Regions from separate parts of the Homo sapiens genome. Here region 2 is linked to region 1. The links are chromatin contacts, found by Hi-C or POLR2A ChIA-PET in ENCODE. All regions are on one chromosome and are shown on one strand. The core of a region is the stretch at or near the end of the contact, and the rest is flanking DNA. Distances in the headings are between cores, read along the strand shown.

Region 1 (2,700 bases), core at 124-2,623:
ATGTGTTGTTGCATTCTGAATAGCCTCTGGTTGATCAGGAGCTTAGACTAAGGATTGAATAGTAAACGGTGGATCCAAGTGATTGTGAGAATACCACTTGGCAGAATGTGATGTCTGGATTGGACATGGAGTGCATAGGAAAGGACCCGCACCTCCCTGGGCATATGAGTGTTTCTGGTTGACGCTGTGCAGCTGCCGCATAACAATGCTGGAATTATCCTTTATTCAGGGCCTGATTGAGTGGGGGCGTGGCCACCCCTTTATTGCCTTATTTTTTAATGTATATCATTCTCTATTTACACATTGATAATTTTTTCCTACAGGGTAAAAAAAAAATGCACCAGATGCAGCACTTTTGTGTAAGTATAGACACATCAGGGCTCTTTGTTAAGGATAAGAAACAATCGCTTCCACTTCAGGCTCTAATGTTATCATAGCCAACTGCCAGAGCCGCTCTGTAATTACGTCTCCTGAGTGGAAAGCTCTCAAAATGCCACTTGGTCTAAGAGTTTGAAGCTGGGCTTGCCTCTCCACTTTGGCCAAGATGACTAAAGCATCACATATTTTTAAAGCAACTTTTAAGAAATGAGGTATAGTGAGTGATGACTAGCCAGCTTCTCGCTGCTCACACTGTAGCATTTTACACACATTTTCCCAGGGAGCCCCCAGGAACTTGGTGTCCAGGGATATTTTCCCCATGTTGGGGTGAAGGGGCTCACACAATGTCACCTGCACACGGGCCTCACAGTTCCAGATCTGGGCTTGTCCACTCTCCCAGCTGCCTGCCTGGGAGGAAGGCAGGTAAAGTTAAGGGCAGTGCCAAGGTTTAGGAAATATTGTCTGCCTTTGGACCAAATGTAATTTCAATTTAAAGTAACCTAGAAAATGTTTTGCAAAAAATGTGTTTTCAGAAAGCAGAATTACACTCAGTATCCCTTCTTTTTTTGGTTTCTCAACCACATCTTTCATTAGAGAGATTTAGGACAGCTAAGTAGAAATTAAATTTTCCATATGTAAACAGACATGGAGACAGCTGGCTTTCACTGGGCAATAGTTCCCGGCTGGGAATCTCCAATGAACAACTTCGATTCTTGTATTTTTAAACAGGTTGGCTTTCCTCCCAAATGCAAATATAATGTTCTACGTAGAAATTTATATGTTACTGAGAAGCATCAAGAAGCAAATGAAAATTCCCGGAAGCTCACCACCCAGAGACGGTCACTCTCAGGGTTTCACACAGCCTCTCTGCCAGGAGCTTTCATTTCCTTGGGTCTTGTCTATTGTTAGGTCACATGTTGAGTAGGATTTGTCTTGGAGCCTGAACGCTGACAAAGGTGCACCACCCTTGGACCCCATCCAAAGCCACACAGGAATGACTACTCTGGTCCCACCCACTTCCTGCCCTAGCTAGTGTGGTATTTTTGTGGCTTTCCCCTGTCTTGTCAGAAGAATGAGAGTAACTCAACATGGGCACTTTGTCCAATCCTTGGGTCTCAAGGGTTCTGGGAAGGATCCAAGAGCTGTGGTTCTCGGTTCCCAAAAGCAGGCAGGTGATTGGAGAAGCAGCCGGGCTCTGAGTCCTGTGCCCGTGTGGCCCAAGTGACTGGCTGTGACCCTAATAAGTGAGCAGAAGGGCAGGGGCCGGGGTCACCTTGCACAGGAAGTGGCAGCCATGAGGGTCTCTGCAGGCCAGAGCTGCTCCTTCCTCAGGGGCCATCTCCCAAGGATTCTTGTGTCCTAGGAGCCGCTCAGCAAATGGTTGTTGACTGACTGAGTGACCGCACTTTGGCCTCTCTGAACCTCAGTGTCCTGGTCATTGAATGGGACTCTTACTTCCAAGCTCTTTACTCCCCTGAGCCCTGGCCTCCTGGTTCCCCTTTGTCCTGCACCTTGGGCTGTGTCCTAGAGACCAGCCACCTCAGCTGCATCTTGCTAGGCTCTGAGTATCGTGGCCTTGACATTTCCTCCACCTCTCTGAACCACAGCTTTGTCTTCTGGAAAAGGAGAAATTAGAGGATGCTTGGAGCATCGTTGCCTGCATTCATGGAACTCACGGTCTGCCTGGAGAGTGATGGCGATATGGTGTCTATGTGTCCGAGAGCCAGCTGCACCCAGAGGGAAGCTCTAAAGCTGGTGTGGTCAGGTGGCCAAGGAGCAGAGGGAACAGACGTGAGAGGCAAGGCCCGTGAGGGTAGGGAGAGGTGCTCCCAATCATTGTAGAGGCCAGGAATGAGGCTGGGAGGCTGCAAGGGCCAGGTTCCAGCCGGGCCAACTCTGAGATGACGCTGAGGATTCCAGCTTTACTGTGAGTCACTTGTAGGCTCACTGCTTCTCTTAAGAGGCAAGGGATGGCCAGGCACGGTGGCTCACACCTGTAATCCCAGCACTTTGGGAGGCTGAGGTGGGCGGATCACCTGAGGTCAGGAGTTCGAGACCAGCCTGACCAACATGGAGAAACCCCATCTCTACTAAAAAAATACAAAATTAGCCAGGCATGGTGGTGCATGCCTGTAATCCCAGCTACCCGGGAGGCTGAGGCAGCCTGGGCAAAGAGAGCAAAACTCCCTCTCAAAAATAAAAATAAAAATAAATAGAGCCAAGGGATGCCACTAGCTAGTTGTTTAATTAAACTTTTTATTTTGAAATGACTGTATAGACACATAAGAGATAATGCAGAGATACTGTGGGCCTTTACCCGGG
Region 2 (2,700 bases), core at 38-2,537, 34 kb after region 1:
TGCCTCCGAGGTAGACAGTCCAGTGAGTGCACAAGCCATTTCAGAACACACACAGAGAAAACAGGAGAATAGGCAGTATGGGTTTTTGGAAAACAACCAATTTTAGTTGAAAAAGCAGAGGAGGCTGTGTGCAGTGGCTCACGCCTGTAATGCCAGCACTTTGGGAGGCTGAGGTGGGCAGATCATGAGGTCAGGAGATCGAGACCATCCTGGCTAACACGGTAAAACCCCATCTCTACTAAAAATACAAAAAAATAGCTAAGTGTGGTGGTGGGTGCCTGTAATCCCAGCTACTTGGGAGGCTGAGGCAGAAGAATGGTGTGAACCCAGGAGGCGGAGCTTGCAGAGAGCCGAGATAGTGCCACTGCACTCCAGCCTGGACGACAGAGCGAGACTCTGTCTCAAAAAAAAAAAAAAGAAAGAAAGAAAAAAAAGAAAAAGCAGAGGAAACAACAGACATTGCATGGTGTTAGGTTTTAGCCCTACCACTCTCATGAGCCTCCTGTCTAGGAGGGCCATGGGTGCCTCAGTTCTACTCAGTGCAGACTCCAAGGTCCCTCCTCTCTGACTTGAGAGATTCATGTGCTCCGTTTATCCTTTGACTTGGGGTATTCTGCACTGGCATGCTTCCAGGGAGTTACATCCCTTCGCCCCTGATTCTTTCGTGTGGTGGGCTGTCTGCATGCCCAGTGGCCCACCAGCACTTGGGAGGGGCCGTATGTGTAGTGTGTTTACTGGAGTTGTGAGCATGCTCACTTGAGCCATTCTTCCTGTACCTGTCAAGTGTTCCTAGACGGTCATATACCAATTACACTTCACCATTTCGCCCCTTAGCGCGCATGCATGAGTCCATTTATCCAACTCTTGAGATCTTATCAGGAAGCTGATTATCTGTTTCAGGTTTTTCTATCTATTGGGAGACTGCATTTCCCTGGTGCTGGCTGCAACCAGTTATTATTTTAAAGAGGCTGTTTAGCAACCACCTGACCAATGCAGGATTTTTTGCTCCTTAGTTCAGCTAAAATCCGGGTTCTTGTCTCATTACCAGGAAAAATTAGGCACAAGGACACATTGAAGGGTGAGGAGGGCGGATTTATTAGACAAAAAGAAAGCTCTCAGCAAAGAAAGAGGGGTCCTGCCAACAGGCTCCCACCTCACAGATTGAATACCAGGCCACCACACACTAGTTGAAGAGGCCAGGCTTCTCCCCTGCATAAGGCTCCACCCTGCATAAGGCTCCAAGCTACCACCATTCCTGGTAGCTCCACCCCATTTCCCCAGTACCTGTGGGCCTCCAGTCCATTGTGGGCATGCCCAGGCAAGACCCTGCACAGGTTCCCTTACCTACACAAAAACATCTGGCATAAATGCTTGTGGGGCAGGCTGGAGATTCTCCAGGGACCCTTTCTTATCTGCCTCCTGCATCTATCAAGACCATCACCTGATGATGGTCACCTGATATTCCTGGTGTGGCGGGGCCCCTGCTCCCCTGCTCATGTCTGCCTGGCTACCTACCTTACACTAATCTGCCATGTTGACTTCTGATTAATCATAGTTCCAGGAATGCCTCTAAGATTTCTATCTTATTACTGTTCCTTATATAAGAGCAAGTACTTACTGTAAATCTTAATCTTAGGTCATGACAACCTTGATGTTACCATAAACACATATTTACCATAAAACCTGCCCTTAGGCTATGATAAATACAACATTCTTGCCTTTCCCTGAGGGGTTGATTTCAATGTCCTACACACTCCTTCTGAAGCACTGTATACCCTTTCCCTATGGCATGTAAGTCCTGGGTTTGGGGGTTGACAGCATGAAGATCTACCTGTTTTGTGGCCACCCAAGACCATGCTCTTGTCTGTAAGTTCCCCAATAAATCACCCTCTGCTGAGAAACTACATTAGTCTGCCTTGTTCTTTGGTTCCTCAACTCCTTCAGCATTTAGGGGTCTCTGCAAGCACAGCCCTTTCATGAAACATTATCCTCTTCAATTTCTTTCATCAGTGTTTTTTTGTTTTGTTTTGTTTTGTTTTTGAGATGGAGTCTTGCTCTGTCACCCAGGCTGGAGTGCAATGGCGCAGTCTAGGCTCACTGCAACCTCTGCCTCCCAGGTTCAAGTGATTCTCCTGCCTCAGCCTCCTGAGTAGCTGGGACTACAGATGCGTGCCACCACACCTGGATAATTTTTGTGTTTTTAGTAGAGACGGGGTTTCACCATGTTAGCCAGGATGGTCTTGATCTCCTGACCTCGAGATCCACCCGCCTCAGCCTCCCAAAGTGCTGGGATTACAGGCGTGATCCACCGCGCCTGGCCAACCCCTGACCTCTTCATCCGCCCACCTTGGCCTCCCAAAGTGATGGAATTACAGGCGTGAGCCACCGCACCTGGCCTCATCAGTGTTTTTTAGTTTTCTTTTGTAAACCAAAAAGTATCTGATACTGGTTTCAATCAATTTAGAAGTTTATTTTGCCAAGGTTGAGGTCATGCTTGGAAGAAATAAACATGGAATCATAGAAAAACAGTCTGTGGCCTGTGCCTTTCTCCAAAGAGGACTTTGAAGTCTTCAGTATTTAAAGGGGAAAAGTGGGCTGGAGGGGAGAAAGGGAAGGTATGTTAATCCACATGTTGCAAGAGAAAAGGAGCCGGTAGGCGAATAGTCAATTATGTATTCATCTGGTTCTCAGTAAATCGGC

What was found. A loop is a pair of places that touch in the nucleus more often than their neighbours do. ChIA-PET counts read pairs that join two places held with the same protein, here RNA polymerase II (POLR2A). Pooled maps may share reads with other maps.
Region 2: a loop to region 1 is called in a map of PC-9, with 6 times the contacts of the local background. The contact joins two enhancer-like sites. A Hi-C loop is called at or near these places in 9 of 168 maps with a recorded cell type or tissue (B cell, CD4-positive, alpha-beta T cell, CD4-positive, alpha-beta memory T cell and 4 more) and 14 of 50 pooled maps. POLR2A ChIA-PET finds 5 or more read pairs at or near these places in 22 of 52 experiments (CD4-positive, alpha-beta T cell, CD4-positive, alpha-beta memory T cell, CD8-positive, alpha-beta T cell and 15 more).

What each region holds. Positions count from the first base shown.
Region 1 is chr9:92,952,903-92,955,602 of GRCh38, forward strand. All of the region lies in intron 1 of FGD3 (FYVE, RhoGEF and PH domain containing 3), which reads left to right. Among named protein-coding and RNA genes, the nearest start is that of FGD3, 6.7 kb to the left of the region's middle. RefSeq lists an enhancer at 1,178-1,277. Within about 2 kb of position 1,374, at least 13 of the 41 ENCODE cell types and tissues checked have a DNase peak (open chromatin) inside an H3K27ac peak, as active enhancers do; they include CD8-positive, alpha-beta T cell and PC-9, where a contact is called at or near this core.
Region 2 is chr9:92,987,029-92,989,728 of GRCh38, forward strand. The region is part of intron 3 of FGD3 (FYVE, RhoGEF and PH domain containing 3); the gene reads left to right. Among named protein-coding and RNA genes, the nearest start is that of FGD3, 41 kb to the left of the region's middle. RefSeq lists an enhancer at 906-1,604. Within about 2 kb of position 1,288, at least 3 of the 41 ENCODE cell types and tissues checked have a DNase peak (open chromatin) inside an H3K27ac peak, as active enhancers do; they include CD8-positive, alpha-beta T cell and PC-9, where a contact is called at or near this core.